Regions from separate parts of the Mus musculus genome. Here regions 1 and 2 are each linked to region 3. Evidence: chromatin loops called from intact Hi-C (ENCODE). Cell type or tissue: gastrocnemius. All regions are shown on one strand. Region 1 holds the start of Inafm1 (InaF motif containing 1). Region 2 overlaps Gm32059 (a long non-coding RNA gene). Region 3 holds the start of Gm38948 (a long non-coding RNA gene).

Evidence for each region. Peaks named below come from ENCODE experiments on the same cell type or tissue, not always from the same donor. Only the 100,000 strongest peaks of a DNase experiment are listed, where the experiment ranks them.
Region 1: it touches region 3 in a loop (3.0-fold over the local background); 5 of 42 quality-filtered maps call a loop at or near these places.
Region 2: a loop joins it to region 3, with 5 times the contacts of the local background. A loop is called at or near these places in 34 of 42 quality-filtered maps.

The regions. Positions count from the first base shown.
Region 1 is chr7:16,268,430-16,276,429 of GRCm38, reverse strand. Inafm1 (InaF motif containing 1) reads left to right here and starts at 2,738. Exons shown (of 1, transcript NM_001136270.1): 1 at 2,738-4,417. The coding sequence starts at 3,140. The coding sequence ends at 3,532. It overlaps Ccdc9 (coiled-coil domain containing 9), which reads left to right. Exons shown (of 14, transcript NM_001382411.1): 11 at 135-228; 12 at 320-692; 13 at 1,055-1,174; 14 at 2,014-2,388. The coding sequence ends at 2,117. In gastrocnemius, a CTCF peak has its summit at 3,596; DNase peaks (open chromatin) are centred at 2,579, 3,033 and 3,500; H3K4me3 peaks cover 2,299 bases; H3K27ac peaks cover 2,232 bases.
Region 2 is chr7:16,047,173-16,055,172 of GRCm38, reverse strand. Gm32059 (a long non-coding RNA gene) reads right to left here. Exons shown (of 2, transcript XR_391166.4): 2 at 7,507-7,969. It also overlaps a transcript of Bicra not described here. Among named protein-coding and RNA genes, the nearest start is that of Gm32059, 5.0 kb to the right of the region's middle. In gastrocnemius, a CTCF peak has its summit at 3,100; DNase peaks (open chromatin) are centred at 3,103, 4,402, 6,844, 7,214 and 1 more place; H3K4me3 peaks cover 5,505 bases; H3K27ac peaks cover 5,808 bases.
Region 3 is chr7:15,972,757-15,980,756 of GRCm38, reverse strand. It overlaps Bicra (BRD4 interacting chromatin remodeling complex associated protein), which reads left to right. Exons shown (of 14, transcript NM_001081418.1): 7 at 771-1,406; 8 at 1,562-1,742; 9 at 1,959-2,068; 10 at 3,645-3,706; 11 at 4,944-5,092; 12 at 5,297-5,391; 13 at 5,572-5,674; 14 at 7,868-8,000. Gm38948 (a long non-coding RNA gene) reads right to left here and starts at 434. Exons shown (of 3, transcript XR_003946607.1): 1 at 222-434; 2 at 1-14. In gastrocnemius, CTCF peaks have their summits at 4,651 (motif pointing left) and 5,847 (motif pointing right); DNase peaks (open chromatin) are centred at 4,656, 5,092 and 5,849; H3K27ac peaks cover 682 bases.

The DNA of each region.
Region 1 (8,000 bases), 300 kb before region 3:
GGCTTCAGTTTGAGGGTACAGTGCTCTGTCTTGGCTCTGTGTCTCCTGCCCCCTTTGCCCTCAGTGCAACATGCCAGATGTTCTCTGAAGAGAAGTACATCCCATCCCTCACCCCTTTGCTCTGTCCACTCCAGTGACCACGATAATCGCTGGGAGACAAGAGAGGAAGCTGTGTCCTCGGCCCCCGAGTCCTCTCAGTCCATATCCCTGGAGGAGACACCCACACAGGTAAGGCAGAGCAGGTATGAGGTAGGGCGTGTGCATGGGGCTTTGTGGGTGACAGGTCCCAAGCACTTCCTTGATCTGCCTGTGTTCCCAGCAGGCTTCTGAGACCCCAGCTCCAGCTCATCGGCCTCCCGAGGAAGATGGTGAGGAAGATGTGGGGGAAGAGGAGGAGGGAGAAGAAGAGGGGGAAGATGAGGAGGATGAAGAGTGGGAGGACGTGAGTGAAGATGTTACTGAGGAGGAGGAGGAAGAGGAAGAAGAGTTTGAAGAGGATGAAGAGGGTCCTAAGGACCAGGAAGCAGCAACTGTTCCTGATCACCAGCCTGAAGCTGAGCCTGCTGGGAAGCCCACCTGTGAGCAGGTGGACCCTGTGCCTGCCGGGTCCCAGGAGTTGCTGTCCCCAGTCCCTGTTGAACCTCCCATCCCCTTCTCACCCTCTGAGGACCACCAGCCTGTGTCTGACTGGGGTGAGGAGATGGAACTGAATTCTCCCGGCACTGCCCACTTACCTGGTACCCACTCTTCGGGTGAGGCCTGGCCTTTTGCGAATGCTTGAAACTGGCTGCTTGTGTGTGTGTTTGTGTGCACAAGGGTGTGGCTGTGCCCACACCTCCTTCAACCCCCGTGGCAGAGAAGGGCAGTTGGTGCCTGCTTCCTGCCCTTATCTCAGTTCCCAAAGCCTGCTCTTGCTGGTTCAGAGCCTCTCTCCAATAAAAAGTTCACTTCCTTAAATGACACCCACCCCACTGTGTCCTTGAACCCCCTTGCTCCCCTCATATGGAGAGACATTTGGAAAAGGAGGGGCTTGACTGAGCCTCCCCTTCTCCAGGAGGTGACCAGCCACCCCTTGCCTCCTTGGAGAGCGGGCCCAGCTTGGCAGGAACCCCGAAGTCTTCTGAAGAAGAGGGGCCTGAGGCATCTCCAGGTGGGATGCATGAAGCTGGTGGAGGTGGGTGGCCTGCTTGCCTTCCTTGGGGAGGGAAGGGCTTGGGGATAGAAAAGGAGTGGGTCCTGTGAGGGCTTAGAACAGGGCATGAGCTGAGTCAGGTGCTGTGCTGGGTTTGGCCTGGAGTCAAGCCTTTGGGGTGCAAAGGGTGGGCCCTAAGGCCCCAGCCAATAGAAATTGTGAATAACTTTGAACGCTGGGCAAGGAAGAAGTTGGGCTCAGGGAAGGAGCTAAAAGTGGGATTTGAAATCTGAATATTCCCAGAGGTAAGAGGGTGACGCGATAGGATTTTGAGCTTGAAACTGGATTTTGGTTAGAGATCCTGTAAAAGTAAAACATGGTTAATTAAAGGTAGGAACGACTTTAACTAATGAATGAGCCGGCTCTTAAGACTTATCTGAAGGCAGGGTTAGCGGTTTTGGGTCAGACCATAGTGGGATTTTAGATCCCACGTAGTAGAAGCAAGAGACTGATCTTGGTCACTTTAACGTGATCAGCCAGGTTACTGCTTGTGTTCATCTTTTAGTTCCCCTGCAGTAGAATAAGATGTGGAGCAGAGGCCAGGAAAGGCTGTCAAAGGAATAGTGAGAGTGGAAGCCAAGGACATCTTCGGAAAGGGGCCAGGCCAAACAGGATAGTTTGGGGTCCTGGGAGGAGTGGATGAGCTCATTACACTAGCACTTCCCAGTAGTCAACAGGGTTAGATTGGAGGGGCTCCTGCTTCAGGGGCCTCCTGAGGGTCGAGTAAGCTGGAGGCCAAGTTGTAGGTGGGTTTGACTGAGGTGCGGGATAGGGTGGGTCGGGCAGGCTGGTCCTCCATTTACCGCTTTTTGTCTCCTTAGAGGTGGGCCCCGAGGGCCAGGAGACGGCGGAGATCACAGACTTCCAGAGGGTGCGTTTCTGCAAGGTGGTGGCGGCTGCTCCGCCGCCGGGGGCTGCCCGCTGACAGCGCCAGCAGACCAGGGTGCCTCGCTCTGTACTAACCTTCAGCTCCTCTGCTTCTGCTACACTCCGTCCAGGCCAGGGTTAAACTTAGTGGGGGAGGAAGCAGGTTAGCAACGAGCCCGGCCCGAGGGGAGTCTTCTAAATTCGCTGAGGACCCAGTGGTGCCAGTCCGACCGCACTCGTCTGGTCGAACCCTCGGAGTCAGTCCCTGTGAGGCCTGGGTGTGCAGGAACCTGCAGCTAGGGATTGAATTAAACGCGTGCTACCGCCAACCTTTGAACTGTGCTGCTAGCTGATCAGGCTAGGCTGCTGTGCTTGGCTGGCGGAAGAGGCGGGACGAGAGTGCTCCTCTCATCCTCACACCTCTCTCCTCCCACCCCGCAGGCCGTCTCGCAGTCCTGAAGATGCTGCTGGGAGGGGCGGCAGCGCAGGTTTGCCTGGCTCCCAGGCTGGCTGCTCTCCTCCCTGCAGTCCACCCTGGATCCCTCGCCTCTAGGGAACAGAAGTTTACGCTGGTGCGGAGTTGCTGGGGAAGGGGCCAGCAGGGGTGATGGAGGGAACTGGGTCTCGGAACTCTCGTAGTAGTCCAGGGATGTGAGACTGGGAGGGCCGGGGCCGGGGCTCGGTGGGCGGGGCTAGCGTTCAGAAGCTCCGTAGGCCTCCGGCTTCAACAGAGTAGGAACCTTAGCTCCGGCGGGCAGAGGGATGCTAGTGTGCAGAGCTGCAGTCGGTCGAAGAAGGAAGGGGTTCGATTAGCGCGGAGAGGGCTGAGGTAGAAAACAGGAATAGGCGGTTGGAAATGTGACAGCTAGGGCGGGAGAAGAGCGAGTGGGCGTGGCCTTGAGGGGGTAGAGCTAAGAAATCTTGATAGTGGTGGGTCAGAGGCGGTAGGGGCGTGTCTAGGATGTAGCTGAGCTGGGGGGGGGGTGCTGTCTGACAAGGCGTGGTCCTGGAAGGGGCGTGGCTTGCTTGAGGCGGTCCTGGGGTGGGGGCGGGGTCGGTGCAGGCTGAGTGGGCAGCGCGATGCGGGGCTCGAGCTGCGTGGGCAGTGGTGGCGAGAGCCCGGGTGGTACGGGGCTGAGCGAGGGTCCCCGTGGCCGATGGCTGCGGCTCGCCCCTGTCTGCGCCTACTTCCTGTGTGTGTCCTTGGCCGCTGTGCTGCTTGCTGTGTACTACGGGCTCATCTGGGTTCCCACGCGGCCGCCTGCGGGCCCCGCCGACCCCCTGCCCAGCGCTGCGGCCGCTCCGTGTGCTCGAGCAGCACCGCCCGCCCCGCCTCCGGCCGCACCCGCATCCTGTTTGCTTGGGGCCTCCGGCGGGCCACGACCGCAGCCAGGACTGCCACGGAGTCGCCGCCACAGTCGCCGCCCAGCTCCGGGAGCGACGCGGGAGACCGCGCGCCGAGCGCCTGGATAGTCTGGCCCGCCCCCACCGTGGCCTGCGTCTGTCTATCTGCACCACCGGGCCTCGCCTGCGCGGCGCCGCCTCTCTCCTTGCCGCGGTCCTGATCCTGCCCGACCTTATTCCACCTTGCTCCTTCCCGGGACTCAGCGCTCATCGGCAATAAACTCCAGCCTCAGCTGGCTTACCTGGTCTGTGGTCGTTGGCCTCGGCCGCTGGTCCCTTCTAGCTCCGTGGCCGCGCGGCCTTAAAGGCTTTCCTCTCTCATTGCTCACATGTAATTTTTGGGTTGGAATGGGGAGAAGCGGCTTGCCAGTTTTCGGGGCCATTGAAGGTCAGATACTGTAAAGGCCTTACCAGTTTTCGGGGTGTCATCTCGTATAGCTTCGGAGACAGTGGTGCGTGCTGGAAACTGCAGTTGGTATAGTTTGCAATGGCAGGGGTAGAGGATGTCACCCGTAAGCTAGCTTGTCCTGGTTTGGGTGGTGACATTTGCTGCTTTGGAAGTGTGGAGCATATAGCTGAACCAAACCAAAACTGGTCTGCATTGCTGTTGGTGCCATGTTGAGACTGGTGTAGCTTCTGATAAAGAAGTCATGCGATTGAGTCCATTTTCCCTTACCCATGACTGTGGCTTGGCCGTAGGCAGGCCTGGGATATACTCTGCTGGCCAGCTGCAAGAAGGGGTTTCCTTTATGGCCTGCCTTCCCCCTAGGCTGGACAGCATCAGGAACCTGAGGCCTCTTGTCAGATGGGAGTGTTACCTGTCCTGCTGGTTCCCTTCTGTCCTACCAGCATCCCCCACGGGATGATGTACAGCAATGTACTTAAATCTCTCTGGTCTTGTAAAAGGAAGACAACACATTGTTGCTCAGAATTAAACTAGTGATCGAAACCTGAGAACAGCGTTGGTTTCTGCTCTGTCTCCACTTTGTCCTTCAGCCCTTTCAGAGAGTCACAGCCTGTATCCCTGGGCATAGCCTGTCAGCTCAAAGACTGCACACCACCAAGCAGTGAGTTGGGGGGAGGGGTCCTCTTGCCTGTCCTTTTTGGCCTCCCTTCTGCTTCCTGGTTTTTCCTCCAGCCCCTTGGCCCCTCAACCTTTTTTGTGTCCCTCTGCTACCTTCTCTTTGCTTTTCTCTTTCTCTGTTTTTAGAGTGTCTCCATATTGTCACCGTGCTCCTGTGTCTACTGGCTCACACCGTCTCTCTAGTGCTTTCCCACTGAGTCACCCCCTCCCACTTTGTGGCAAGGGATTTGGGTTCTCAGCAGACCTCCTTCCTCTGTCTTCTAAGGGTTGGGATTGCAGATGTGTACCTCTATGCAAAGTCCAGCTTGTGGGCTTTGAATTCTGACTAGCTCTGACCACTTTAACCATTTTGGGGGTGACAGGGGTATGGAATAATTTTACCTCTCACATGATGACAAATCAGTTCATACCAAGCTATTTATATTTTTTATTTATTCCCTCCCAGTGTGACTGTTACACACATTTTGCTGCAAAAAGACATTACCATGTCCAACAGGGGAAGTGGACAGTGCCTGCCTCAGGCCCCTGGGAGTTTGCATAATAGGTACAGAATGGCCTTTCTAAAATTGGATCAGCCTTGAGTTCCGAAATGCATCTGTCCCTGAAGACCTCAGCTAAGGGACTATGGACCTGCAATTTGGCACACTGTCAAGCCTGATTTATCTTAATTACTAGTTCAACATTTAATTAATGGCTTTGTTAAAAAACTAATTTTCATCACCTTTATATATCTATATATCTCCTATAATCCAAGCTGCCTTGAACTTGCTGTGTAGCAGAGGATGACATTTGTGCTATGCTGATTTTTTTCCTGGGGAGACAGGAGCAAATGCCTCCTCACCCAGACAGGGCACTGCCAAGTGAATTTATTTGGGGGGTGGGCATTAATTATAGGAGGGTGTGGGTGACTCAAAGGCAGCTACACCACCACAACGCTGGATCTGCCAGATGACTGACAGTTCATACAGCCGAGACCTTGGTGTAACCTGAATGATCTACAAGCAACCGCACAGCCAGGCAGATCAGAGGCTCTGGCTCATGCTGCCACTTCAGTCATTCACATTTTCTAGAGGGTCTCATGCCTTGGAGATCACACCCTGGGCCTCCTCGGCAAGGCCATTAGAATCCTATACCATGCCGCAGTCTTGTGGAATCAACCTCCTGCTGTTATTAGTCATGTGTGCACATGGGGAGGTTAGAGAATAACTTCTTGGAGTTGGTTTTCTTTTTCCACTATGGTACCTGGGCATTGAACTCTGGAGTTTTCTGGTTTGTGCCACAGACATCTTTATTCACTGCGCCATATAGGCGGTCCTCTTGGATCTGTATAAATGACATTACGGCATGACCACCCCGTGGTATAGCTGAAGGGAAGGTTTTTATTGTAGATGAGAGAGAGGGGGGAGAGAGAGAGAGATCATCCAGAGGCTTCTGGAAGAGTCTAGAACAGAGAGAGAAGGCAGTAGACTGGACATGGACATGGCCATGGTGGGGTAGAGGGACCCAGAAGGAGCAAGACAAAGGACTAAGACAGGAAGACTAGAGAGCAGACACACAGTGGGAACGGCAGGGTTATGGGGAGAATGAGCAGCTGGAGGAAGGGAGCCAGGAGCTGGGGGAGTCATGGTAGGGGAGGAGCTGAGGAGAGCTGAGAAGGGCCAGGATGCTGACACAGACTCTGAAATGTGTACCGGGCACTTGTGATAGATACTGAGGGAGTCTGAGGTCAGCATGGGTAGGCTAATAAGCATCACAGAGAGCCACGTGTCCCTTCTGCAGGTGGTAAGGTGATAAGGAGAACGTCTCCTTTTGGTAGAGGAATTTCTGAGGAAAGCTGGCTTTGATCTAACCACCATGGGAACTTGGGGAAGTTGAGTTTCCTTTGGACCTGGCAGGATCATCTCCCTTAACTTTCATAGAGCATGGTTCTGCTGGCCCGGTGAACTGAGCTTCAGATAGTGCCCTCATGCTGTGTTCCCTCAGGAATACCTGTCTTTCCGCTTTCCCTAGTGTCCCTGAGAAGCCAGCCTGTGGGGACTGCTTTCCCTCAGATTGTCTCAGCTTATGCACCTTTCCTCCTGAGGAGGGACAGGCAGCTCCGCTGCTCAGTTCTGCCACCATGGCAGCCAGGCGGTTGCCATAAGTCCCCACGTCTCTAAGTCTTAGAAGCCAGGTGACAGATCTGCAGCTCCTTCTGCAGATCTGACAGTTCCTTGCTTGTCACTGTCCCCTTGTGCTGCCCGTGGTGTGTTGAATCCTGGATTCTCTCTCTCTATTAAGCATTGCATCCAAGGGCTGGCTCCTCCTCCTCCTCTTCCTCCTCCTCCTCCTCCTCCTCCTCCTGCTCCTGCTCCTCCTGCTCCTGCTCCTCCTCCTCCTCCTCTTCCTCCTCCTTCTTCTTCAAGATTTATTTATATGAGTACACTGTAGCTGTGTACTCATACACACCAGAAGAAAACATTATATAGTTGTGACCCACCATGTGGTTGCTGGGAATTTAACTCAGATCCTCTGGAAGAGCAGATGGTGTTCTTAACCACTTAACCATCTCTCTAGCCCTTCTGTCCTCATCTTCCTCAATCTTGATTCTTTTTATTTTTTATTTTTTAAATTTTTTTTGATTTTTCGAGACAGGGTTTCTCTGTGTAGCCCTGGCTGTCCTGGAACTCACTTTGTAGACCAGGCTGGCCACAAACTCAGAAATCCACCTGCCTCTGCCTCTTGAGTGATGGGATTAAAGGCGTGCACCACCACGCCCGGCCTCAATCTTGATTCATACTCTGGGTTTCAAGTCAATGGCTTTTAAGCACCCATCTAACTGATACACTCTAACTTTTGGCTCTCCAGCCATGAAAATGGCAACCCAGCTGTTCTGTCTTACCTCCACCCCATCAGTTTTACTCTGAGGTATCAGAGGCAAGCCCACCCACCAAGTCAGAGGCTAACATAGAGGATGCTGGTTGCCACAGTGGCTTACCCCATTAGTGCTATTCTTGGCAACTGCAGTGTGTTCCATGTTCCTTCAGCTATGTTCAGTGACTCGACCTGTAAGCAGTGGACTTCACTCATTCAACCACTCTACCATACAGGAAAAACAGCCGCCATGGGACGCCACACCTCGGTGGAGACATGCCTTTGAGCTTGCCTACCTGGCAAACATATATACAAAGCCTTGCTGTGTTCCTCTTGGTCCTCAACTTGGTGAGCTCTAGAGTCACCTAGGAGACAAGCCTCTGGGCATGATGTGGGAAAGTCATCACCCAAGCTGGGAAGACCTTCACCCTGTGGGTGGCACCATCCCATGGATTGGGGGTCCACGGCTGAATACAAAGGAGAAAGACTTCCCAAGTGGAAGACAATGGACCCAGTTGCCTCAAGCTGCAATGATGGATGGTACCCTAATTAACTCTTCCTTCCTTCCTTCCTTCCTTCCTTCCTTCCTTCCTTCCTTCC
Region 2 (8,000 bases), 74 kb before region 3:
CCAGGGCTACGTGGAGAAACCCTGTCTTGGGGACTGGTGGGGGAGGGGAACTTGGGGAGAAAACTAGAAGAGTGGCTTGGTGACTAAGCCTTCTAGAGGACTTAGACTTTGGCTTCCAGCAACTCACAACTGTCTGTAACTCCAGCTCCAAGAGATCCAGTGACCTCTTCTGGTCTCCAAGGGCGTCTGCACTCTTCAAGCATTTATTTGCACAGACATAGGACATACACATAAATAACAATAAAAAAATCTTAAAAATCAAAAATAAAATCCCAAGGCTGGCAAGATGGCTCATCAGGTACAAGGCTTCTGCTACCAGGGTTGACGACTGGAGTTCAATCTGCACACCAACATAAAGGAAAGAGGCATGCCCACCACACACACAGACACACACACAGACACAGACACAGACACACACACACACACACACACACACACACACACACACAATGTCATTTAAAAATGAAAATAAAGTATAAAAATTAGTGAAGCTGGATGTGGTTGTGCATGCAGTTGGGAGGCAGATGGAGGCGGATCTTGGTAAATTTGAGGCCAGCCTGGTCTACATGGTGAGGTTCAAGCCAAGTGACATAGTGAGAAAATGTCTCAAAAGCACACACACACACACACACACACACATTGGTTAAGTTCTAAGTAGCTTTTATTAAGTATATTGTTATAATGGGTCTATTTTGCTATTATGTTTATATACGTATATATTTATTTATTTATGTTTTTGGAGACAGGGTTTCTCTGTGTAGCCCTGGCTGTCCTGGAAGTCACCATCTAGACCAGCTTGTCCTCCAACTCACAGAAACCCACCTGCCTCTATTTCTCAGGTTCTGGGATTAAAGGCGTGTTGATTGAAGCCTAGCATGGGCTACAGAAAAAGAACCTGTGGTAGAGCTCTTGATTAGAAGACACAAAATCCTGGGTTCAATCTGGTGCATACCTAAGGTTTTAGTGCTCGGGAGGTGGAGGCAGGAGAATCAGGAGGTCAAGGCCAACCTTGACCCTATCTCAAAAGAATTGAAAAAAAGTAGTATTCAATGTTTAGTATTATCTGTTTTCAGGCATCCACGGGAGGCTTGGAACGTGTCCTTTGAAGATGAAGGGTCTGACTCCTCCTGTTATTATAAAGCCACTCTCTTCTGCCCCAGCTGTGATGGCCCATGATGAATAAATACATCCCCTGTGTAGTTTTCTCACTCAGGAACTAAGACCTGGTCTTCAGAAGTTAATTTATAATAAAAGTAACAATAATTTTTATGTTCTTAAGACAGGCTTTCTCTACTTAGTCCTTAGTGTCTTGGAACTCATTAGGTAGACCAGGCTAGCCTTGAACTCACAGAAATCTACTTGCCTCTGCTTCCAGATTGTTGGGATTAGAGGTGTGTGCTACCTTTATATGTAAGGTGTGGCTTAAATTTGTATTTTGTTTATTTTAATTTACAGCATATTTATTTGAGTAGATGCTACAAATTTCTAACTTTACAAAGTTACAGAACGAAGTGGGCAGTGGCGACCCAGACTTTTGATTCCAGCACTGGGGAAGACTACAGAATAAGTTCCAGGATAGCCAAGGCCACACAGAGAAACCCTGCCTCTAAAAACCAAACCAAGCTAAAACAAACAAAAACAGTTACAAAATGAGCTAGGATCCACCCAACTCCTGTCCATTCATTTCCATTTTGTAAGTTATTCTGTGCAATTCATCAGCAAATGATTCGTGTCCATTTTCATCCATACTTTTGGCATTTACAGAACTCCCCTTCTCCCTGAGTGGTTGCAAAAGCTGTTGTGTCACTTTGCGGTTTCCTTGTTTATTGCAGTGACTTCCTGTCCCACTGTGGGCCAGGATCATAGCTGATTTCAGAGTTTTTCATTGTTGGCCAGCTAGGTTGCATCTGCTTTTTAAAACATAGTCATGGTTTTTGTTTTATTTTGTTTTAGGAATGTTTACAAAAACGTGCGCCTCAGTTTCTTGACTGGCCTTTATTAAGGAAGCTGACAGAAACCCCAAAAGGATTCTTCAGATCCAAAATCCCCTCATTAGCGTTTCGGTACTCTAAGAGCTGTCAGCCGCCGGCCCCGCCCTCCGAGGCCACGCCTCCGAAGCCCACCCGCTCGGGCCGATTCAAATGCAGCCAATAGAAGCGTGTAAACAAACATAAGCCACACCCACTACACGAATAATTTCGAGCACCAGGGCGCGAAGCCTATTTTATCTTGTGTGTGGGGGGTAGAGGTGGGGCGGAGCTGTGGCCACGCCCCCACATGCGGCCAATCAAAGGCCAGACTCCGCCCCTCGCACTTGCGGTGCTGAGGACCCCAGGCCGGGCTGGGCTAATCGCTGCCTGATTTTGCTGCCGGATTACAGCGCTCCGGTCTTGGCTGTCCTCAGAAGGGGTACCTTATGGCCACAGTGGAAGGGTATAGCTAGAGGACAGAGACTACGAAGGAATCCCCTTCTCTTCCTCCTCCTGGCCACCAAGACCCGGGCCCTTGGAAGTCTCGTAAAAACTTTCTCTTCTCACCCTTATTTAAAGCAACCTGGAAAGGCAGGAGTGTTTCAGGACGGGAGTCAGGCTTTGGTTGTTGAAGTGTTATATGCAAAAGAAAAAATGCACCAATCGTGTGCCATCAGTTTCTCGGATAATGAAACAATTGGGGCGCAAAGTTTGAAGCTTCCATTGCCTGACAGGAGCCGCGGGGAAGTGTTTCTACTTTCAGTGGAGGAAGCCATTTATTTAAAATCCGGAGGTGGGGAGGTGGAAGAGGGGCTGACGAGGTGGCTCAGTGAATAATGGCGCTTGCCACCAAAACTTGATCTGAAATTTATCTCCAGAAACCACGTGTTGGAAGGAGAGAAACATACACACACTGAAAAATAGAACTGGAGATGTGGTGCAGTTGGTACTTAATCTACTATCTAAGAAGCCCTGGTTTTCACAGCACCATCCAGGCGTGGTGGTTAAAGCTGTAATCCCGGAAGGTGGAGGCTGGGGGGTCAGGAGAGTTCCAGGTCCGCCCTAGGCTACAGAGCAAGACTGAAGCCCACCTAGGCTATTAAGCGGATGCTATTGACACCGTCTGTAGACAGATGGCGCTGACGAGGTTCTCCAGGGTAGGAGCTGGGCTGTAGTGAGCTGAGTTTCTGAAAGGCTCAGGGCTCTGATAAGAGCTAAGGCATATGCAGAAATGTGCGGAAAAAGGCTGGAGGAGGGTTCAGAGGACAAGATGATGTCAGGCCCTTCGGGCAAGGCAGTTCTCCAATATCTGGCCTTGTCCACAGCAAGAACACGGGGCTTCTACCTTTTCTTTTCCACTATACTATCATAATTAAAACTGTCAGCCTAGCCTGGTGGTGCAGGTCTGTCATCACTGCAGCTAAGGAAGCTGAGGCAGGAGGATAGCAAGTTCAAGCCCTGAACTTTAGCAACTTAGACCCTGTCAATATAAGAAGTGAAAAAGAAGGCTAGGGATGGTGACTTGCTGTGTGAGACCCTGGGTTTAACCTGCAAAAGAGGTTTGAAAGAAAGAAAGAAAGAAAGAAAGAAAGAAAGAAAGAAAGAAGCAGCAGCCATCTGAGCTCTTTTTTTATTTTTTATTTTTTGGTTTTTCGAGACAGGGTTTCTCTGTGTGGCCCTGGCTGTCCTGGAACTCACTTTGTAGACCAGGCTGGCCTCAAACTCACAAATCCGCCTGCCTCTGCCTACCGAGTGCTGGGATTAAAGGCGTGCGCCACCACTGCCCGGCACCATCTGAGCTCTTTAAAAAATATTATTTCTTCATCAAGTAAGGGTCTCATTATGCAGGCAGGCCTTGAACTCAAAAAGACCCACCTTCATCTGCCTCCCAAGTGCTAGAACTAAAGATGTGCTGGGTCATGTGTAGCCCAAGTGAGCCTTAGATTTGATATGTGATTGACTATTGTTGTTTTTGGAAATTGATTTTTATTTCGAACTATGGTATTCTTGTTTGAATATATACACGTTGAATTCCAGTGCCTAAGGAGGCTAAAAGAGGGTATCCATGCACTCTTCTGGGATTGGAATTAAAGGCTGTTGTAAGCTGACATGGATGCCGGGAACAGTCCCTGGGTCTTCTTGTAAGAGTAATTCAAAGTCTTAACCGCAGAGCTATGTCTCCAAGCGCTGATCCTAAACTTTTGATGCTCCTGAATACATTCAGAGTGTTGGGGTATAGGTGTGCAGCCCACTATGCCTAGTGTATGTGGACCTAGGATAAACTCTAGCAACTGAACTGTGTCACCAGCCCCACAGTGCTTTTTGAATACCTTGGGCTCTTGTCACTAGCTTGGAAGCCTGGATGGGCTTTCAGGGATGCTCAGGGAAAATAGCCATTTGATCTCCCAGGTCTGTGCCAGCTCTTGCTCAGCTTGGGGGCTGGCTTGTCTTGGCTCCTCCACACCCAGCCAAGGACTTCCAAGTAGCGTGTGTTTACAGCCCTCGCCTAAGCTAAGAGGTCTGGGGTATTCGTCATAGATAGTATCTTTCCAGCAAACCTTTGTTTTTGAGGCAAGGTCTTGTGTAGCCCAGGCTTTGAACTTGCTGGACATCAGAAGATGACTTTGAACCCTCAGCTAACCTTTCTTGTATACTAAGTGCTGAGTACCATCATAGGGGTAGAAGATATACCACAGTGCAGAAAGACCCAGAACCTAGACAGACATGGTAGCACAGCACTTGGAGGAGCTGGGGCAAGGAAATAGCCAGCTCAAAGTCAGCCTGGGCTATGTAGCAAGACCTCTTTCTCCAAACACTAAATTAAATGAAATCTGGTGCTTGTAGAGCATGATCTACATGTAGAGAAACTGAGGCTGTAACTTGCTTGCTCCTTGCCTCACCTAATAAACTAAGGTGGATGCGAGGCAGGAAGAACAAGGGAATGCATGCCTCTCACTGAATTCCTGATGCAGCTAGTTAGAACACGTTTCCCATGTGAATGTATAAGCTCATGTAAAGTCAACCCCTTGACCTCAAGTCATCTAGCTCTTTGTCCTGCTTTAAGTTCTGAGTTTTCCAGTGCTGGTAGCTCTGGTACAGACAACCAAATGCCACCCAGGTCAGGTCATTTTGCACAGAGGACATTTTCAGCAGAGGGTTGGGTCCCACTTCCTGGATGATCTTGGACAAAACACTTCCCTTTTGGTGAAAATGGAGGCTAACCCTTTCTCCTTTGGGCAAGTCCTGAGACTTTTTGAGACAAACTCTCCTGTAGTCCTCAGGTAGTCGAGGATGACCTTGAACTATTGATTGTCCAGCCCACATCTCCCAAATGTAGTGATTCTGCACGTCCAGCCCCCTTGGGGCAGTTCTGATCGGAAACATCCTCAGGTCAACTCATTGGGCCAACTACACAAAAATAAAAGCAGTGTGCACAGTGCTGGTTTCCCAAGCGTGAAAGTTGAACACTCAAGGCTTCACTTCTGCAATGGAGTCTACCACGTCACCATATAAAGGGAGCAGCAGGCACTTTCTTTTCTTTATGGTCGCTCTATAAAACCGGCCCATCACATTTTAAAAAGACACCAAAAACATTCATTATAAGCATAGCGCTCAGAGGACAACTTGTTGGTTGCCGTTAGATCTCTCTTTCTACCAATGTGGCTCCTGGGGTTTGAACTCATTGCCAGGACTGGTGGCAAGCGCCCTTATCCACTGAGCAACAAACTTGCAGTCAGCGTTTTAGAAAACAGGAAATAGAGGCACAGACAGATGAAATAATTTACATCACCTCACACAGCAAGTAAGTAGCAAAGGCTGATGTTTAGCAGGATCCTGCTCGTTTGTTCATGGCCCATAGCCTCCAGCCTCTTACAATTTTTCATTGTTGCACCCGGACCTCCACATACTACAAAAACACCCTCATTACTTAACTATATATATCCTTAGACCTCACGATAGCAATAAAAAGAAATTAAGCTCGTCATAGTGACACACAAGTATAATCCTAACGCCTGGGAGGTGAAGGCAGGTAGAGCGCGAGTTCCAGGCCAGCCTGTGCTTCATAGCAAGACCTAGTTCCCCGCCAAACCCTAGTGCCGCCATGGAATCAACGATAAGACTTACAAAACAGATCAGCCAGTCGTTTATACGACGCATTTATTCGATACCTACTGTTGTGCACCAGGTTTTCTATAGCTCGGGAGAAACAAGGGCATGTGAGACCGGAACGTTAAGAAATCAGACCAGTTCTGTGCAGAAGGGCAGGCCGGTGCGGTCTGGGACGTGCTGAGCAGGGCTAAAAATGCCCGCTCACCAAGTGCTCTGGGAATAGACCTGTGAATCCAAGCGTCGCTCAAAGGATTTTTGAGCTTCGGATCTGCGCTGCCGGCCAGGCGTGAAGAAGCAGGCTATCTAGCAGGGCTAACCATAGTCCTTGCGCTACAGCGGCTCAAAATCCCCAGGCTCGGAGAGACTTTATACGCCACGTCTGGAGTCCAGGTCACCCCCAATCTCCCCATCGCCTGGCACCCTCTGGGTCCAACGCGGGGAAACACTGTCCCACCTCCTCAAGAAGCCTCGACCACACTATCTTTGCAAGTCTTCTGAAGTGCCTTGTGGAGCATCCTCCCTCAGAAGCCACCATCCTGGACCAGGGAGCACAACGGCCCATTCCTAGGCGGGCCTGGCGCAGGGATACGGACACGTATCAACCCTCTGGCTCCTCTTCCACCACCACCAACTCGAACACCAGCTCCAGGTTGCCGACCACAGCCCAGCAGACACCCAAGCAGCCCGGCCGTGCCAGGAGCAGGGGGCGGTGCCGACATTCCGTGCTCCCGCCCACAGAGTGTGCATCTTTTTATTGGCTATCAGATCTGCCGCTCTAGCGCTCTTTGCTACGATTGATTAGCTGCCACACTACAGGCGGAGCCTTCTGTGGCTCCTCCTCGTAGCTGGGCGGAGGGGAGGAAGAGGAGGAGGAAGAGGAGGGGGCGGGACACAAAACCAGCAAGGTTTTTTTTTTTTTTTTTTTTTTGCATTTAATTAAAAAAAATTTTTTTTTTTTTTTTTTTTTTTTTTGCATACCCGAGGGGCGCTCCCCGGAGCGGGGCGCGGGGCCGGGCCGCGCGGGGCCGCTTCGTTGCAAGGGCGGCGGCGGGCCCGGGCGCAGCGGAGCCGGGGCCCGCCATGCGATCAGGCAGTGCGCTGACCGGCCCGGCCGGCCGGCCCCTTCTGGGTCCTCCCTGTGCAGCCCGTGCGGGGCCGTCCCGGAGACCCCGCGCCGACGGCTGCTCAAACATCAGGGTGAGTTTCTCACAATGTAGCAATTTCTCTTTAAATCTCTTAACTCTCTCTACCTGCGAGTCGGGGCTGTGACAGGGCGCAAAAGCGAGGGGGGGAGTGGGGCTCGGCGGCGAGGGTGTGTGTGTTGGGGGGGGAGAGCCAGAGCTGGGGCCGAACCCACTCCCCCCCGACACTCCACACTCAGCCCCCCAACCGGGGCGCAGCGCCTGCTGCCGCTGCTCAGGCTGGATTTTTTTTTTTTTTTTTTTTTTTTGTGATCAGCGCCCACCACTATCCGCACACCCCCATCCCAGGTCTCTCGCGCCACCGCCGCCACCCCGATCTTGCAGAGAGCTCCCCCTTCATTGCTCCCCGATCTCAAACCTTGCGCCCCGGTTCCCTCCCTGGTCCTTCCCGGGATACAATGCAACGGAGGAGAGGGGCGAGCGTGAACGTCCCACGGGGGGGAGGGGCGGGGACCCCCCGCCCGCCTTGGGGACCCCCCTCCCTTCCTCGTGCTCCCCGCCTTTTCTGGGGAGAGCCAAGGGCCACAGAAAGGCAGCTCGATCCATCTCCCCTCCTGTCGCGCGTCCCGTGCGCCCCCTCCCCAAGTTCCTCTTGGGGGGTGCCAGGGAGAATCGGGGGTCCTCTGCAGGCTTGTAGGAAGAGATGAACTGGGATGCAGGCCACTGGGTCTCCCCTCTCCATCGTCCCTAAACAATGAGAGGAGTTGACTTGATTCTC
Region 3 (8,000 bases):
ACTGTGGCCCAGGCCTATGTAGGAAAAAGGACAGTGTGCTGGCCCAGGATGAAAGCTGGGTGGTATGGCTGATAGCTCAGGCACCATCTGAAACTGACATACATACACACACACACACACACACACACACACACACACACAGTTGGGGCCATGGGCACACTGAGACAGGCAAAAGAGCCCAGTTCCCAAGTGCAGTGCCCAGAACATCCACCCACACACACCCATTTCCCATGGCTGGCCATTCCTCTTGCCCTTTGTCTTGCTCCTGGGTCATGAAGCCTCCCACACTGGCCAGCAGCCACGTGTCCTGAGTGGCGTCTGTGTAATGTCATGCAGGCACCTCCCTGTGCTACGCTCCTCTTGCATCCTGCTCAGCAGCTTGTGGTGCCCCCGCCACCCCCAACGTCCCTGTCACTGCTTCCTCTGCTGCTGCCAACCCGCACACCCTGCAGGGCTTGCCTTCGTCTGCCGGGTGGGGGTGCACATGGGACCTTACAGGGAAGATCTGAGGGTAGACCGGAGAGGGGGGCGTTTGGGGATAGCGGTGTGGGTAAGGGTGCAGGGTGGCTGGGTGAAGTGAAGAGCTGGGAAAGATGAAAGGTTGTAGTGGGATCCTGCCTCAGGCAGGGCTGGGATAGGCAGAGAATGGGGCCTTTGGGTGGGATGATTGAAGTCTGGGTGAAGGGTGTCTGGAGTCACAGTGTCTTGGGAAAATGGAAGTCAAGGATAATATGAGCCTGACTCTGCCTCTACCTCCCTCTTCTGCACAGATCCCTGCAGCTGCTCCACTGAAAGCCCCTGGCCCCGCCTCCTCCCCCTCACTACCTCACCAGGCCCCCCTGGGAGACAGTCCCCACATGCCCTCCCCACACCCTGCCAGGCCCCCTTCCCGCCCACCCTCAAGACCCCACTCACGCCCTCCATCCCAGCCCCAGAGCCTGACCTGCCCACCCTCTGAGCCCACCCTGCACCCTTGCCCTCCACCCCAGGGTCCCCCAACTCTACCTGGCATCTTTGTCATCCAGAATCAATTGGGCGCCCCACCACCAGCCAGCACCCCAGCCTCCACAGCCCCGGGCCCACCCCAGCCTCCTCTGCGACCCCCATCCCAGCCTCCAGAGGGCCCACTGCCCCCAGCCTCCCACCTCCCTCCTGCCTCCACCCCCTCGGCCGTGGCCTCCTCCTCTGAGCCTTCTGCCAGGTTGCCGGTCCCCACACCCCCTGACTTCCAACTCCAGTTCCCACCGAGCCAGGGACCCCATAAGTCCCCTACTCCGCCACCAGCCCTCCACATGGTCCCTGAGCCCACGGCACCCCCTCCTCCACCACCTCGGACCTTCCAGATGGTAACCGCCCCCTTCCCAGCGTTGCCCCAGCCAAAAGCACTTCTGGAACGATTCCACCAGGTAACCATCAGCAGCGACACCTAACTCCCCACCTCCCGAAACCGGCCCCTTGCCCCTCCCCGCCTTGTCTACTGTGTGTCCACACCCCTGCCCAGTGCATCTCCCACCCCACTGCGATCCCATGTCCCACCCCTCAACTACCTACCCTTCCTCAGGTGCCATCTGGGATTATTCTCCAGAATAAGGCTGGGGGTACTCCCACCACCCCACAGACATCCACCACCCTGGGGACCCTCACCGGTCCTACTGCCTCTGTGCTAGTCAGTGGACAGGCACCACCTGGGACTCCTGCCGCCTCTAGCCATGTCCCAGCCTCCACACCTATGGCCACCACAGGTAGGGTGAGGAGCCTGCCTAGGCAAAGGGGTCGTCGGGTAGCCCAGGGTGTCCCCCTACTCTGCTGGTACCAACAGGTAGAGGAAGGAGGGTGGGCTGCCCAGGTCTCAGGAATGAGGCACTGGTGGGATAGCTGCGGGATGGGAAGGGGGCTCACAATGGAAAGGCCTTCGTGCTGGTGACCCCTGGGCCCTCTCCTTTCCTCACCCACCCCAGGCCTCCCTCCTCTACTTCCTGCCGAAAACAAAGCTTTTGCCAGCAACCTTCCAACCCTGAGTGTGGCCAAAGCTACCGTGTCTGGGCCAGGGAAGCCCCCAGCAATTCAGGTGAGTAAGGAACCTCAGAGCAACTAGGGATCGAAGAGTGAGCTGGCAGGAGAGATGAAGATGGCAGGGGCAGCATAGATGGTGAGAAGAGCTAGCTAGGAGCAAGGGTGTGTGGATCTCTGTAGGGTCAGAGGTGAACCACCAATACAGCAGTTTAAATGTGGGATACAACCGTGGATTAGTGGTAGAGCCCCTGCCTAGAATCCCCCAGTGAGTGGCTGGGGGCGTGGCTCAGTAATTAGAGCCTCTTCCTAGAATCCCCCAGTGAGGGGCTGAGGGCGTGGCTCAGTGGTAGAGCCCCTGCCTAGAATCCCCCAGTGAGGGGCTGGGGGCGTGGCTCAGTGGTAGAGCCCCTGCCTAGAATCCCCCAGTGAGGGGCTGAGGGCGTGGCTTAGGGGTGGAGCACTGGCTTGCACAAACCCCTGGATTTGACCCTTTGCAAAGTAAAAAAGTTTGGACGACCAGTTATCATAAACTAAGGATATCAACACTAGACTCACTAGAGGGAGAGAGGAGACAAGAAGGCTATTAATCATGGTGAAATTCAAGGGCCAAACAGATAAGAACTACTCTAGGCTGGCAGAGAATAGACACCAGTGGACGGCCCAAGGGCTTGGACTTACTTGTTAATAGCCTTCTCCCACAGCCTAGGCAACATGTCCCAAGCAGATTTGTTTTCTTGTATCCTCCATCCCTCCCTTCCTCTCTTCCCTCATTTTTAAAATTTCCTTTCTTTCCTCCCTCTCTGTTTGAGGCAAGCAAACCAGACTGGCCTTGAACTCATAGATGTCCATCTGCCGCTTCCGTCCTTGGTTTTTGAGGTGGGGTGGAGTGGTGAAGATATTTCTGAATCTGAGGCTGTCCTTGAACTTCCTACCTGTGCCTCCCAAGTGCTGGGTTTACAGGCTGTCCTGTTTGCTATCGTTAGCTATGATAATAAGACTGTAGCCAGCCAGATGGTGGTTGCACGCCTTTAATCCCAGCACGGGGGAGGCAGAGGCAGACGGATCTCTGAGTTTGAGGCCAGTCTGGTCTACAGAGTGGAGTTCCAGGACAGCCAAGGCTACACAGAGAAACCCTGTCTCAACAACAACAAAAGATTGTAACCTGTAAAAGCTTAGGGGAGGAAAGGGTTTATTTAGCTTACACTTGCAGTCTGTCAGTGAGGGGAGCCAGGGCAGGAACTGAAGCAGAGACCATTGAGGAGTGCTGCTCCCTGGCTTGCTCCTCCACTGCCTCAAAGCTTAGGACCACCTTGTCTAGGAGTGGTGCTGCCCACAAAAAGCTGGGCCCTCAATTAATCAAGATAATCCCCGAGAGGCCAGACATCAGTTAAGGCTTCTCTTGGGTAACGCTAGGCAATGTGAAGTTGACAGTTAAGGCTAACCAGGATGCAGTCGTATGATACCACACCTGGCATTCCCACCAGGTTTCTCTTGATGGACAGGGATGTGCTGTAGCTGGGGCCACCTTCCTTTACCATCTATGTCCTTGGCTAGAGGGAGGACGTAGGTTGAGGAGGCAAAGAGGGCTTCTTCCTAGCAACAGCTGTCACTGACCTTTCCTCCTTCCACAGTATGACAGCAAGTTGTGTAGCTTGAAGAAACAGCCCCTACTGCAACCCAGCAAAGAAGCCTGGTGAGTGACAGCTAACTGCTGCCCCGAGATGTGCCTCATCCCCACTGCTCCACAAAGTATTGGTTCCACTCTCCATAGCTGTGCATGGATTCCCTCTCGATCACAGTTTCCCTTCTGCCAAGGGAAAGATAGATTGAGGCCAATAGGGGATATTGGCAGGCTGCCGACTGCAAGCCCCCGGGGTTCCATCTCCAGTTTGATGTCAGGGTCACTGTTTCTTCAGCTTGTCAGGTGTGGTGGGGATGAGCCAGGTAGAAAGTAAGTGTGTGAATAGATTCCGGGCATGTCCAGGCAGGCGCGTGAGTTAAGTGCACACAAGTCTGAAGGCCAGGGAGGATGAATAAGGATGTTTTAAGGGCCTTAGTACATTGAATAGACGGCGAGATGGCTGCCTGTTGGGTGAGGGCAGGCCTATGAGCTGTTTTGGAGGAATAAACGGTGTTTCCTTGTTTTTCACGTTTGCTAAGCGCTCACTGTGTGGTTCTGAGACCACAGCAAAAAGCAGTATCAGGAAATCTGCCCCATGGTGCCAGAGGGCTGGTCTTCTAGGCTTGTGTGATGAGAACGTGGTCATGTGATAGGGAAACCGAGCCTACTGTAGTAGGGATTCATGGAAAACCACAGTGAGGGCTAGAGAGATGATGGCTCAGCGGTTAAGAGCACTCACTGCTCTTCCAAAGGTCCTGAGTTTAATTCCCAGCAACCACATGGTGGCTCACAACCATCTATAATAGGATCCGATGCCTTTTTCTGGTGTGTCTGAAGACAGCTACAATGCACTCATATAAATAAAAATAGTAATAAATAAATCTTAAAAAAAAAAAAGAAGAAAGAAAGAAAAAAGAAAACCACCATGAAAATGAGTAGGCTCTTACATCCTAACCCTATCCCTATCCCTACACTTTCTTAGGCTAGAGGCCGTGGAGAGGTCATGCCCCCTGGTGGCAGGAGGTAGAATAGCATGGTTCCCACCTCACTCCCAACCCCTCCCTTTCTCCTTTGGATCCTCTAAGCCAGAATGATGTCCCCTCACTTTCCTAGGCTTCTCTTTCCCTTTTTGTTACCTGTTAACTTTGGTCCAAAGTCAGGGAAGCCATGAGACAAGTGGAACTCGGGGTGCGAGGTTGGCGCTGCTTGCCTTTGCAGTGTTAAGTGTGTAGCTCGCGGCTGAGGTCCAGGATCAGTTTCCCTGGCCCTCTCCCCCAACTCTGTATGTGTGGTCTAACCCCACCCACAGCTTCCTGGAGCATCTGCACAAACACCAGGGCTCTGTCCTGCACCCCGATTACAAGACAGCCTTCCCCTCCTTTGAGGACGCCCTCCATCGCCTCCTGCCCTACCATGTCTACCAAGGCGCCCTCCCCTCCCCCAACGACTACCATAAAGGTGAGGCTCCCCCACTGCTCTCCCCCTATGTCCCCAAGTGCCCTCAGCTCAGCCACCAGCCCTCAGTATTCAGGCCACGGAGCGTGGAGTGGGTGGAGCATTGCGTGCTTGCCCGCAGTTGGCCACAAGTGCCCTGTGTCACCTACTCATCCTCACCCCCACTCCAACCCCAACCCCCCCCCCCCCCGGCTTTTCTTCCTCCAGTGGATGAAGAATTTGAGACTGTCTCTACGCAGCTGCTCAAACGCACCCAGGCCATGCTCAATAAATATCGGCTTTTGCTTCTGGAAGAGTCCAGGGTAGGATTCTCAAGCTCTGGGGTCTCCCCCTGCTGTGAACTGTTTTTGTGGGGGCTGGGGGGTGTTCTCTTAGCTGGGAGGGAAGATGGAAAGGAGGCAGTTGTTCTGAGCCTGACCACATCCTGCCAGGATCCTCTCTTCCCCCATTTGCTTTTTCATATGTCCTTTCTATCAACCCAGAGAGTCAGTCCTTCTGCGGAGATGGTTATGATCGACCGAATGTTCATTCAGGAGGAGAAGACCACCCTTGCCTTGGATAAGCAGCTTGCCAAGGAGAAGCCTGGTGAGAGGGGAGGGGAGGGTGAAACATCCTCTACCTACCTGCTGCTAAGATTTCCAGCAAGCAGCCTGGCATGCTGCACGGGGGAGGCAGAAGCACAATAATCTCTGAGAGTTTGAGTCCAGCCTGGTCTACAAAAACACGAGGGCTTTGTTGAGTGGCTTTACCTTTCCTCGCCACCAGGGGGCGTGAGAGCCCCTCCTTCCTCCTTTGCTCCCTGTGAGTTTCACCCTGCCTCATTCTAAAATGAAGAGCTTTTCCGCCAGCCCCAGCCTGATGGAAGAGTGAGAGAGAAGCAGGGCTGAGGCACAAAAAAGGTCTCTGCCACACCTACTCTGTGCCCAGTCTTTTTTTTTTTTTTTTTTTTGGTTTTTCGAGACAGGGTTTCTTTGTTTAGCCCTGGCTGTCCTGGGCTAAACTTTGTAGACCAGGTGCTTCTACCAGTCTTAAGAATGAGCCTTAACCCTTGCAAGCCTTACCCTTGGTTCAAGGAAAGCATGCAGTCACACCCCAGACCCTGGCTTTTTCAAAGACCCCGTAAGCTTTCTACATTCAGCTCCAAGTACCATTATTCTCTTTAAACAACAACGACAACACCGGCAGCATTCATCTTCCCCCTTCCCCAGCCCTGGCCTTCTCGGGTACTCACAGGAATCAGGACACTAGTGTGTAATCTTTCTGAATCCTTCGGGGTATATTCTAGAGCTTTCTGTCATTAGGAAGGTGATGTGTCTTCTGAGTATACCTAGTGACTCTACACAGGACCCTGTGTTCATGCGCAAGAATTTCTGTAACAAGTCTGATAGGCAACATGGGAATGAGTCAAACAACCTACCAGGGGTTATACGCATGCCTTACAGGGAGCACAAGCCTAGCACATCAGAAAACAAGGACGTAACCTGGGAATACTTGTTTTTGAGGCGCTAGTGTTTAAACTCAAGATAGGCTATGGCTGTATTGTGGAGCCACGCCCCCAGCCCCTCACTGGAGGATTCTAGGCAGAGGCTCTACCACTGAGCCACGCCCCCAGCCCCTCACTGGAGGATTCTAGGCAAGGGTCTACCACTGAGCCACACTCTAATACTGTTTTGTTTTAGACTTCATTTTTCTAAAACCAGGATCTCACTAAGTGCCAGGCCGGCTTCTGTACTGCAGATCCTCCCTGTCTGTCTTCTGAGAAGCCAGGATGGCAGATGTAGACCACTACACCCGGCTTGGGACTGCACTTTTTTAAAATAAAATATTTATTTATTGTATTTATGAGTACACTGTAGCTGTCTTCAGACGCACCAGAAGAGGGCATCAGATCCCATTACAGATGGTTGTGAGCCACCTGGGAATTGAACTCTGGATGTTGAAAAAGCAGTCAGTGCTTAGAGGTTAAGAGCATCTCTCTAGCCCCATAAGGACGTACTTTTTGTTTTAACTTTTTTTTTTTTTTAGATTTATTTTACTTATTTTATGTTTCTGAGTACACTGTAGCTATACTGATGGTTGTGAGCCATCATGTGGTTGCTGGGAATAAAGGTTGCTCGCTTTGTTTGACCCCACTCACTCTGGTCCTAGACACTCTGGCCTAAAGATGTATTTATTATTATATGTAAGTACACTGTAGCTGTCTTCAGATGCACCAGAAGAGGGCGTCAGATCTCATTACAGGTGGTTGTGAGCTACCCTGTGTTTGCTGGGATTTGAACTCGGGCTTTTCAGAAGATCAGTCAGTGCTCTTTTAACCGCTGAGCACTCTCTCCAGCCCTGTTTTAAATTCTTATTGTTCATTTCACACACATGTAACCTTGGTTGAGCCGTGAAGCTTTAGGGGGTGGTTCGGGGGCTGTTCGTAAAGGGAGCCTGCAGAGTGAGTGGCCCGAGAATCAGCTCAGTCCAGACCTTCCTAATGCAGCCACCCTTTAATACAGTTCCTGACACCCAACCATAAAATTATTTTCATTGCTAGCTACTTCATAGCTGTAACTTTGCTACTGTTATGTATTGTAATGTAAATGCCTGATATGCATGATATTTGATGTACAACCCCTATGAAAGGGTTGTTCAAACCCCACAGGAATTGCCAGTCACAGGTTGAGAACCACTGGTCTAGACTCAGTCTGGACCAGAAGATAAGATGGTCAGTGTACAAGTACCTCCGTCATCTTAGATAACGACCCCATGGTTTCTTTTGTCCCAACTCTACAGATGAGTACGTGTCTTCCTCCCGCTCCCTTGGCTTCCCTGTCCCAGTGTCTTCCGAGGGCCACCGGCTCCCCAGCCATGGCCAGTCGTCTTCATCCTCCACATCTGGAACGTCTGCCCAGCCCCCTCCTCATCT